Regions from separate parts of the Mus musculus genome. Here all the other regions are linked to region 1. Evidence: chromatin loops called from intact Hi-C (ENCODE). Cell type or tissue: left cerebral cortex. All regions are shown on one strand.

Region 1 (4,000 bases):
AGAAGACGGTGAATGCCAGGATCCATCGCAAAGTAAATGGGGTGAAAATCGGCAGGCAAGCCGTAGTTACCCTGCACGTCCCCAACACATGTGCCCTGGTGCCGACCACGTAGAACATGAGGACCTGCCGGCCAGAGCCGTCCCTAAGTCAGTATTCATTATCACAAAGCAGCCCCTTCCCTTCAAATAATTCTCCCTCTTACTCATGTCAGCAAGTCTCCTTAACAACAGGGCTTTCAATGCTCTGCTCTCTCTCTATTGGCTGAAATGGAAGGATACTCCTTGTCTCCGAATTTCTCCTCCGAGACCAGGCAGGCCTTTTCCCCTCCTCTCATAAAAGCTACTGATCCCAGATAATTCAGACTCGCGTGGAGAGAGGCGGTGCAGAGGTTTGCAGTTCAGATGTGGGGACAGATTTTGAAAACGAATTTCCATCTGGCATCCAAAGGGCAGTTTCTTCTCCTGCCTGGAGGTGAGGTGTCAGAGAGTGCCTGGCCTGAGCTGGGTCACCATCCAGCAAGAGTCCCGGTTTCAGAAAGTCTCCTTATTGGAGAATTTCTTTGACATTTTCTAAAGGGCAAGTGAAATAAAGTTTCTTTTGGGCAGCATCTTTTACTTTATCCTCTTAAAAACCAGCCACCACCGGCAGATCCAATCTTGCAATTGTATAGAGACACTCCTTTAAAAGGACGACTGTTCCCACTTACCTTGGTTTTTTTTTTTTTTTTTTTTTATTTACACATTTAAAAAAATTTTTTTTGCAGTATTATGAGGCTTTCTTTCTCTTTGCATGATTACTAACTCTGCTGTCTAATTACCATGGCTCGGAATGAAGGAATGAAACAGCAAACCAACAAATAAATATAGAAAGAAAAGGTCTGCCAATGTGAAACCCATTAAAAGTGTTAATAGCAAAGCACTGTGGGAAAAATATCATGATTAGGGTATTAAAACAAGTCTGATTGTCTACATTCAGCAGCTCCACCATTTGATCGTTTTCCCTATCTGACCTTGTCCAGTGAGCTCTCTGTCTATAATATGTTCTTTATTGCCGAAGGAATGCTCTTTGAATTTACTTTCTTTATGGTGTGATTATAAATCTCTGTGACATCCCTAATGATTCATCTCTTTTGGCACCGGGCAGAAGGATAACCACTTCTATAATGCACACGTTTCATTTAAGGTGAAACCGGAAGGAGATTTATCAGTCAGCACAGACCTTCCAGGCACAGGCTAAATTATAACCATTTATCCCCTTCCATAAACAAGTTTAACTTTGGTGCACTCTCTCCCTGAAATGCCTCATAACCCTTTAATAAGATGTTTTAATTTGTGCATGGTCTGAACAACCAGGCCTTTTCTTCTGCTGAAGGGACAGTTGTATATTTTCACCTGAGCCTCGCCACGGAAATAAACTGGTCAAGAGCACACTTCCTACGACGGCCGATCGCTCACTTGTCTTAAATTAAGCAGAATGCTTAATTGAAACTGTTTTCTAAGATTTGTAGGTATCGGTTTAAACTCCAAAGGCAAATAATTTTAAGGATATTGGAATTTAACTTAGCCTGTTCTGTGTTTGAGATTTTTAACTCAGAAAGGCAAAAGCCCTGTATCTTATAAGCAAAATTGAATTTATTTATTTATTGATGATTCCATTATAAACCTCAATGGCAATAGAGTTTTCATTATGAGTGGAAAACACATGAACATGCCATGTAAATCTCCTAAAATGTGCACAGGACTGATCACCTTTCTCAGAACATCTCTCTCTCTCTCTCTCTCTCTCTCTCTCTCCCTCTCTCTGTCTGTCTGTCTCTCTGTCTCTGTCTCTGTCTCTGTCTCTGTCTCTGTCTCTGTCTCTGTCTCTCTCTCTCTCTCTCTCTCTCTCTCTCTCTCTCTCTCTCTCTCTCGGTGTGTGTGTATGTTCAAATCAGCAATGTTTGCTTCAATGTCCCTTTTCCACAGTGCAAACAAAACTCCACGGATAGATAAAAAACCCACACAGGAGGAGCCAATGATGATAGAAAACCGGTCAGCAAAAATACTTTTGAACTTCAGATGACAAGAAACATGCTTGGTCCACAGGGCTAGAAGAAATGGAGATTTTTTCCCCCCTTTTCTCAGACATATGTAGAACATTTGTTTCTGTTTTATTTCTACTGTCATAATATGATGGTTTTATTCAGTTTTTAAACATGCTTCAGCTGGAAACACTACATCTTTAAATCAGGCAACCCTGGCTTCAGTGTGAATTCCCTTGCCGCGCTCCCTCACCTTACCCAGGTGCATGTTAAATCAGTATTAATGACAATATCATTCTTGTGCAGTCATCTCCTGCCTGCAATTTGGTTTTAATTACCCGCCACGTTGTCTTTCCCCCTCACTGACAGCCATTAAATAGGGAATGACACTGGAGCCATGGCTGTGTGCAACACTCACTTCACCAGAGCCCAGGTCCCTCATAAAGCAGGCTGCAGTGCCTCCTAGTGGCCGAAATCAGAAAGGGCCATAACTGAACTGAGACTTCGTAAGCCCTTTTCAGGTTAATGTGGGGATCTGGGCAGATTATGAGGTTCACTGATTTTATATGAAGAAAATAAAAAGTATGAACCCAATTCTAGTTATTAATCAAGAAACAATTATTTATTGGCGAAACGTGCTAGTTTAAATGTAGTGATCAATGACACTCTCCAGGTGCTCTCTCATAGTGGAGGGTCGTGATGATGGAGGATCAGAAACCCGCAAACTTGGCTGAGAAAATGGAGCCGAGGAAAATTCTCGGGCAAATTCACTGAGGAAGGTGAGTCACCAGTGCGCTGAGCATCAGGAGGACTATTCTTTCTCCCACTTTGCTCTACGCTGAGGGACTTTTACTTTTTGTCTTTTTCTTCCTTCCACTTCGCAAAAAATATTTTAGTTTCTCCATAAACTAAATGCATCCTTCCACGCTAGGAATGAATACATCCCATGACCACAATCATTTTTGCATGATCAATGTAATCCTAAAGTATCCAACACAGTTTTCTTTTAAACAGGACTTTAAAATTAAAACTGTCTGTACAAACACTCCCTTTAGACACTCTGCAGATGTTCCCGGTTGAAGGTTCTCATCTTATGGAAGGGTGATCACATATTGCTTTAAAAATTTGTTGGCTAAAATACATCTGCAGGCATGTGCATGACACAAGAAGGACATTAGATCTTTTGTAATATCAATTAGAAACATGACTCATGAATGCTACATTGCCAAGCAGGGTAATGGTTAGGAGTCACATACACTTATCTATCTATCTATCTATCTATCTATCTATCTATCTATCTATCTGTCTATCTATCATCTATTTTTGCTGAATTTTCTCCTTGACTACTTCTTCGTGGTCCAGAGGTGTTTATTTCAGGGCTCATGGACCAGTCTTGCACAAAAGCTAGCACGACGCTCTTTAGATTCTCTCAACAAGTATAATTACTCACTTTGCATGCTGCTAAATGGAGAATCGTAGCTAACTGCTTTAATTAAAATTTTAACCGTGCATCATATATACAATAACTTGAGCATGCACTCATGGTGTGCATCTGTTCTTATGTATTTACACTTATGAAAACTCAGACATAAAACAGACATGCTGATGATGCCACTCCTCATTCTCCAAACTAGAGGACCGATGTTAAACACTAACTCATTTCTGGATATTGCTGGTTCTTTTCATAATAACTCCATACTTGCCTTATTAGAATCAATAAACAACTGTAGGTATTTTGCTGAAAATATGGAAATACACATTAACCAATTTGAACCAGTGTTAAGTGTTTTATAATGGTGGGAACCTTATTTTAAATCTTATAGAATGAAGATAGAATTTAAAAAAAATTCAAAATAAACTAAAATTCCCTCATAAACTAACACTTCTACTTTTATTCGCTAGAAAAAAAAAACAAAACAAAACGCTATTTGGTCATTTGAATAGTGTCTGAATTGGTTTGTTATTTTAAGGAATATTTT
Region 2 (4,000 bases), 510 kb after region 1:
GGTGCTGGGGCAGCCAGTACTTCCCCTCCCCGTGCAGCCATCATAGGGGTTGGTGGGGGCAGCCCCAGCCATCTGGAAACCGCCTATCTGGGTTCTCCATCCAAATGTGTTTCTGACCAAAGGAGGTGCATTTCTTGAAGAGGTCCTTTTAAGGCAACAGCAACCACAGAGCACAAAGGAAAGATGTAACCAAAACCTGGCCCAAGATGTTTGTTTATGCAATCTTTAAATAATTCATCTTTATCCCTATTGAGCCCATCACAGCATGTCAAAAATAAATGTGTCGCCTTGGCCTATTGTTTGCAGCTCAGGATTGTCAAGCGAGAAGAAAATATTACAGAGACAGAGGGAGATACACGCAGGAGTGTGACCTTTAACTGCACTACCTATAACCAATCTCATCAAATTAAAGCACTGTATATTTTCCTTAATAATCTGTGATTAGACTGGGGCTATGAGTGGACACGAACACCCGCCATTGCTATGCAGCGGGATGTCTGCTTAGCACCGGCAAAGCGTTTGGGAATAAGTGAGCAAAATGCTTTAATTTGATAGGGTTAGAATCCTGCAGGCTCTGGGGTGAAAGGTCCCCAGCAGCTCCGCTCACACTGAATATGCAGAAATAAAAAAGTAAATTGCTTACATCTGCTGCAGGCAGCAGAGAAAGTGATCTGATTGGATAGTCCGAGGGCTCTCCATCTCTTTTGGGTTAGAGAGAGGGTTTCAGAGCATCAAAAGCTTGTAATTGGAGTAATTCTGAATTAATGGACACACACACACACACACACACACACACACACACACAACATTTTGAGGCAGCTGTTTGCAGAAGCCTGACTGTTTAGGAATGCTTACAGCTTGCCTCAAACATAATCTTTCCTTTCCACCCACAAATTAATCTTAATCTTAATTATGGGCTTGGATTTGATATCAGGTAGGGAGAGCATTCTTATCTGGCTCATCCCCCTGCCAAGATGACTGGAAGTTATCAGAGCCCTGTATCTGCTTGTCCACTTTGTCCTTCTTTCTGGAATACATGTGTACTTGGGCTCTCCTTCATGCATAAAAAGATGATTTAAAGGGCTTCGCCGGGGTTCCTGGAAGTTGACATAGAAAGCACAGGTTTTGCCTTGCTCTATGATATGGGATTTAATCTTCATTTTTGATCGATAAGAATCAAAGGCAGGACTCAAGGTCTTTGGGGCATGAGCTGGTTCCCTTTCACAAGGGATGTCAGGAGACGGCCTGCGGTGTCACCTTGATGCACTCACAGGACCCTGTGTGGAGAGCTGTGTCATGAATTACATTAGGCCTAGCTGGGTCTGCTCTTCTGGCTGGCACTGTAGGCTTGCCTACAGTGAGGCTGGGGTTGCACTTGAACTCTCTTTGCCTTTGACTGTAGCATATTAGCTTACACTAGCTTGCCGATCAAAATAATATCACATTGTCCCACTGTGGGCATGCCCCTGTTGGGAGCTAAAAGCAATACTGGCCTCCTGTAGTTGAGAGTACAGCCCCCACAGTAGGAGATAAAGGAAACTGAGGGGACCCAGGGAGCGCATCTTGTGAGACCAACTTTCAGGAGAAGCATCTCAGCCAGGCATAGATCTCAAATGCTAGCCTTGCTCAGACAGCACAAGAATATGTTCGACATTCCAAAATGTTCTTAGGTACAGGTTTTGTAAGGACAGCTCCAGGCTCCTCTGATATTTAGTAGTAATTGGGGCTTACATCCAAATTCAGTTTTGTCCAGTATTCTTATTAATGCCCGAGGCTCTTTGAAATTGCCTGAATAGCCTATTGTATTCCTAGAACTACTGTGGATAGATTTTTAGAATGCCATACACAAGCTAAAGAAATTTGATTCTAGATATCAAATCATATGCATACTCTGCCTATATGTACATGTGTGGGATGTGTGTACAATATATGTGCATCACATACACATATATGATATACAGATGCATAATTGCTTAACATAGGCAAAGCTAAGACTTTGAAACCAAGCTGTACACAACAGAAAACCCATAAACACAACAGGAATTCTTCTTACTACTGTTGCGGCTTCACCAGTGTCACCCAGGTTTGGCTGCGTGGGTAGAGGGTTGTCAAGCTTGCTTCTTTCTCTCCAGAGCTTCTTTCTTAGCATACGTCGTTTCTTCGGCAAGGCTTTGCCTGTAACAAATGGCTCTGTGCTGGTTCTTATTACCCGGAAGCCTCCTTTGTCTGGCTGGGTATTGCCACAGTCTATCGGAAAGTATTTGTCAACAATTACATGTCTATTAAGGCACAGTCAATCAGTGTGGGCCCAAACAGCCAGGCCTCTAGGGCTCAACTATTGATAGGAGACTGTCAATATCCCATCGAATCCTTTTCTCCACAAAACACAGTCATCTAGCCGAAATCATTGTCTGAGACAAACGCAGAAGGCCAGCTTTCCTCTCGCGTCCACGGATGTCCCACTCTTTAATCTAACATTCAATTTGAATGAGTAAGAGCCTTTTTAAATGTTCAGAATCTAGGCTCCTTTTAAAGCACTGCCCACACTGAGTTTGGGAGGGAAGATATTTAACATAATCAGCCGTGGTAGGGAAGTTCACCTAGGAGTGTTGAATTACTCCTGAACATAAGAAGTCCAGATGAAAATTAGCGAAAGACACTTGAAATTTGCTTCACAGTCATTATACCTGTCCCTCCAGTACTGAGTCTCAGGCATTCATTTACCTGGCTCAGGACAAACGGTGGTGGTCTTAACAGTATTTTTTTTTCCCCTGCCCATTCAACTTCAAACCGGACTACAAATTTTGCTATCATTGTTATAAAGAGCTGTTCTTCAAAGAAAATATACTGAGAGCCTCTTGTGACTGTTTTAAAGCCCCCAACTCCAAAAACAAAAGGAAACACTGAGAAAGTGGGGGAGGGCAAGGGAAAAGAAATTGCCTAAGTAAGGCTGTATCCTTTGAACTGGCAACTCCCTGCATCACAGAATACAGCAGTTGTCCTCCAACAAAAGACAGCATCAAACCGACTCCAAAAAAGCCCAAGACACCCAAGAATATTAAAAGCAGATGTGATATTCAGAGCCTCTGGACCATGTGAGGTGCCTTTTAAGTTCTGTTAAATCAAGGGTTTATAAAATTACAGAAACAAACATTTTTTTTTTCTTTTGCAGAAGGTGTTTCTTAGAATCTTCATTCCTGGGATTTTCAGCCTCAGCCTCTCAAGCGGTGGAGAAACGAGTGGGAAGAGGACTCAGCTACCCAGGTCAAATCCAGATAGACTTGCCCCTCAGAGCCTGTCTTCATTCTGTGTCTTGTGTTCATAATCCAAAGCCCAAATGATTCAAATACTGAGATAGAGCCAGGAAAGGTCAAAATGCTGCCAGAAGGTCCAGGTGAAGTTTCTACGAGTTAGTGTAAAAATGGGAAATTAAAATTCAAAGGATTCAAATAAAGTGGGAGAGCCGCCTCGGGTCTCATGCGGGGAGGTGGGTTTGCCCGTTCCATTTCTTGGCCTCAGCGTCAGAGGCACACATTAATTAAATTACCAGCCTCCAGTCTGAAGTAGATCGTCTGCAGCTCAGAAATCCTGGGGTCCTTTCTGCACGTGATGGCCACAAACACCATATCTGACATCTTTCTAGTTCCCCGAGCACAGCTGCTGTGCTAGTCCATTACAGACATCCAAATGTAATCTACCATAGGACTTTTGCGTAGTAGACTCATAGTTCATTTCAGATGTTTGCACGGGGAATTTTTATACGTGGACTTAAAAATATTCTAAGAGCATAAATTGTGAAAGGCCTAGGTCAGGAACCCAAGTCATAAAGGGCCCCTGGGCAGTCACTTCCCAGCAGTCGGCCATCATGGCCAAGGGGGCAGCTGATCTCCGTTTCTGAGAGCTCCATTATGGGTATTTACAAAATAAACAATGCAAGCAAGTTCATGATTGTCATCCTTAATAATATGCATTACAGCAAGCCTTTAAATAAATATACAAG
Region 3 (4,000 bases), 840 kb before region 1:
CAGGAGTCATTAGCAACACCCTCTGCATGCATGGCTTGCGTGGGGGAAGCATTGTGTTCAGTAGCTGTTACACTAACTCTTGCACCGCATCTTGCGGTAGGAAGTGTAATAGCAAGAAGATCATTTTTTAATCCTCGGGCTTTATTTTGTGTGCGTATGCCTGTATGTGGGGGTGGGGTGGGAGTGGGGGTGGCTGCTCTCAGAAAATATGAATTGAGACGAGCCGTGTGGAAGAGAAAGAAATGGAGAGGACCGGAAAGAGGGAAAGAGAGAAGAGTAAAAGTTTCCAATTTAGGACTCAGAACCTCCTTCAAATTGAAGCTTTGGGGCTTGAGGTTCTTGTGAACTTTCTTCCGTCTGTTTTTGTCTCTGCACCTTATTGCCACTGCTCAGTGGATGCTAGGGCCCTCTCAGGAATTGCCTCTTAGCTCCTAGATCTATCAGCAACCATCTTCTCCACAAGTTAGCATTCTCACCTCAAAGCCTAGGAACTCCCAAGAACCTGGTCATGCCTCTACAGCTGCCCCCTGGAAAGATGCCCCTTAAATCCTGCTAGGAATGTGAGATATCTCTCTCTAGTATGATCTCTCAGGAACCTGTTTTAACTTAGTAGAAAAGGGACAAGCCAGCCAGAAAACTAAACTGGCTATTTTCCTGGTGCAGCCCTATAATTTCTGAGCGGGAGCACTGAGAGCCTTCTAATCTGCCGTGCATGGAGCACAGGTTGTAGAGAGGCAGAGAACTCACACCGCCTCTTGCCCAGGCTGCCCAGAGACTACCCTACCAACCCCAAGGAGCACAGAATTTTTCCTAAGAGGCTAACTTTGGCTTGCTCAGGTAGAAAATAAAGGGGGCTTAGATACCACCACCATCTCTCCCTTCACCCACAGTTCTCAGGCTGGCCATCATTTTACCCATGGAATCTAGTTGAACACCCTAAACACACACAAGAGAGAGAGAGAGAGAGAGAGAGAGAGAGAGAGAGAGAGAGAGAGAGAGAGTTAGAGAGAGACTTAGAGAAAGAGAGACTTAGAGAGAGAGAGAGAGACACTTAGAGAGAGGTCAAACACATAAGTAAAAACTACATTAGATGGAAGTTCCATGTCGCTTTCAAAACAGATAAACCACACAGTTCTTCGCTGGCCCAAAAGCAAGGCACTCTACATTCAAAATTTATTTTCAGCATGGAAAGGGTGTTGTTTCTTATTACACTTGGCTTTGGGGTGAAAAGAAAATGAAACAAAGATTCACCATAGCATAGCAGTGAGTTAATTTTCTGTGTATTTTATAGTCTAGTCCAGTGGATATATTTAAAGGAAGATAAACACCTTAACTGACCAACTGGTTGAAACAAGGGCAAATAGTCAGTTGCACATTGGAGGAAAAGAATGTGTAATTCATAATTCCTGGCCATTGTTACTTTCATTGGTCGAAAGGCAGACGTGCTGAGGATTGCGTTTTCTGATTATGTCTGAAAATGGAGAGGAACCAGGCTCCAATAGGCCAGCCACAGTCCTGGCAAAGCCTCGGTGAAACCCCAGCGGTCAGAAGGAATGGATTTCTGTGGAAATCATAACTGGGAGGTTATAGCTTCATAGGCCCCGCTTCATGGAAGGCATGGGCCACGGCAGAATGACTTAAACACACCGCAGCCTGAACTGGTGGCCTCCTGACTATGTGTCTCATTCATTTTATCTTTTCTCTGAATGCAGCTTAGGTGACGACCGTTGAGCTGTGAACGTATGCTTCTGTGTTTTTTTTTCCTTTGCGCATCTCCTTTGAGAATTGTGGGTCACAGATGATGGTGTTCTTTTGCACCAGTGGGGAAAGAGGCCTGTGTGTTTCGGCTTCTTTGGAGATTTTAATAAGGAAAAAGAACGAGTTAGGCTGCAGGAGATTTGGAGGCTTGGTCGCGTTATTCCAGTTTCCGAAGCGAGGTGGCGCTCCAGGGCACTGCACTGCGCCCGGGTTTCCGCAGCTGAGCACCAGCTTCGTAGAGTTTGCTCTGGAAGGCAGTAAAGTCCAGGAGCGATGTAAACGCAGAGTTCCTAAACGTTCTGTGCAGAGTCCAGGGGTACTCAGACTCTCTCAGGCCTAGTGGCCTACATGAGTAAGAGAAGACCCGAAGCCGCTTCTGGGGGTGAAGGGGGGGGGAGGGGAGAGGGTGGCTGCAGGGAGGGCAGACCAGCCAAGGCCCGGGCAGGCTCTGTGTTGAATCTTCCTGGAATCTCTAAAGTTCCAACTCTTGATGGGTCCGGAGCGGTTCTAGAATGCTGTAGAGAGAGCTCGGCCGGAGCCATCCTCCCTATTTCCCTATCTGCGGTGGGCTGGTTAAAATTCACGGAGGAGGTTTCTCCCCATCCACTGGGCTCTATCGACTTAGTCTCCCACCCTCTCACCCCCACCCCACCCCATCCAAAAAAGAAGAAACAAGAAATAAGAGGAGGATGAGGAATAAGAAGAAGGGTGTGTGTGTGTGTGGGGGGGGGGTGTATTCGTGCATCCCATGGCTTTCATTTTGTTTTCCAAACTGGATCTTTTTTCTCTTTTTTTCTTTACTGCCATTTCTTCTCTTCTGTTTTCTTTTCTGTACATTTTCTTTCATTCCCTTATTTCGTTAGTTTTTGCAACCCATTGGTGACGAGGGAGGGAGGGAGGGAGGGAGGGAGGGAGGGAGGGAGAGAGAGAGAGAGAGAGAGAGAGAGAGAGAGAGAGAGAGAGAGAGAGACCAAATAAATGGCAGCAAAAAAGTGAAGAAACAATTTTGATTTATTGCATGGATTTCAATCCATGCGATTTCGTTTTCACCTCGCTTCTACATTTCCCGAGTCTCAGGCTCATAAAGGCTAATAAAGACGCAGGAGAGGAAATGCCCCTTAGACCTCTTTGGAAATGATGATAGAAGTAATAGTGGCGGTAGTCCCTCTGCGCAGCACTCCTGTATAATGGAGATGTCACTGTGGTTTTGCAGTGTGGCTCCGAGGACCAACAGTCGTGCAAAATTTGTGCCCATGCTCTGAGGGCCTCTTTTCAGCTTCCGGGTCTAGTGGGTCCCCTGAACCATGCGATGTTCTCCTTCCCCAGTGGCCTGTACCTTCAGGCTGCCAGGAAACTTTTTTCCTCCTCACAGTGTTGCAAACTTGCAGCTTAACTGTGTGTCTCTTTTAGCCCCCACTTCACCCACTTTCGTCGAAGTTTTAAAGCAGAAACAGCAGGATTTTGAACCCAACTTAGGACTCTAGAGAAACTCAGAGGACCAGGTCATTAGGAATGTTAACGGACAACCAAGAATTATAAACATGATCTGAAAGTCTCTTCCAATTCATTTAAGTATTTATTTGTGCTAAGTGATGAAAGGTGACGGATGAGAAATAGACATCTTTTAAAAATAATGATGTCAGAGGAGCCTTTACCCTGTCGATTGCTATAAATCAGCGTTGAGAAAGACAAACGGGGGGGGGGTGTTATTTGGCCACCTAACGGGCTGCATTCACTGGGCTGCAGTTGGCCTGTCAGCAACGTGAAGCAGCGGTGAAGCTTTGGTCTGGGGAATGGCAAGGAACGAGGGGAGGATCAAGGCCCACAAAGAGCCAAAGGGGGACATGCTGGTGAGCCTGCTGGTTTCCACTTGAATTCCCATACTAGTGATAGATTTGGCTTAAGGTAGTGTGTCCAGGCCAGGCAGATGACAGGCCTTAGGAATTCGGGGAGGCTATAGTCACTCAAAGTTCTGAATGTCACATTATAGAGGGAGAGCAGGCTCTGTTTCACAGTCTGTCAGGGGTTTGGAAGACTCCATGAATGTTACCTTTTGAAAATACTCCCCCACCCCCGTTCTCTCTCTCTCTCTCTCTCTCTCTCTCTCTCTCTCTCAATTTTCTCGGCCCAAGAGGAAGCTTCATGCTCTCTATGACACAGACTGGTCTCCACAAGGAGAGAGGATCCGAGCCCTATAGGTAGGAAATGACAGGTGTCTGCAGGTTTGAGGTGAAGGTTGCTG

The links. Hi-C counts contacts between places; a loop is a spot of excess contacts. Peaks named below come from ENCODE experiments on the same cell type or tissue, not always from the same donor. Only the 100,000 strongest peaks of a DNase experiment are listed, where the experiment ranks them.
Region 2: a loop joins it to region 1, with 2.5 times the contacts of the local background. A loop is called at or near these places in 5 of 42 quality-filtered maps.
Region 3: a loop joins it to region 1, with 10 times the contacts of the local background. A loop is called at or near these places in 23 of 42 quality-filtered maps.

Annotation. Positions count from the first base shown.
Region 1 is chr7:69,489,472-69,493,471 of GRCm38, reverse strand. It overlaps Gm38584 (a long non-coding RNA gene), which reads left to right and starts at 2,435. Exons shown (of 3, transcript XR_882201.1): 1 at 2,435-2,800. In left cerebral cortex, a CTCF peak has its summit at 2,498 (motif pointing left); a DNase peak (open chromatin) is centred at 2,481; H3K4me3 peaks cover 246 bases.
Region 2 is chr7:68,979,748-68,983,747 of GRCm38, reverse strand. No RefSeq gene overlaps it. Among named protein-coding and RNA genes, the nearest start is that of Gm23795, 30 kb to the right of the region's middle. In left cerebral cortex, no CTCF peak of the experiment used is centred here; a DNase peak (open chromatin) is centred at 2,453.
Region 3 is chr7:70,333,055-70,337,054 of GRCm38, reverse strand. The region is part of intron 1 of Gm29683 (predicted gene, 29683); the gene reads left to right. Among named protein-coding and RNA genes, the nearest start is that of Gm29683, 2.8 kb to the left of the region's middle. In left cerebral cortex, a CTCF peak has its summit at 1,928; a DNase peak (open chromatin) is centred at 1,940.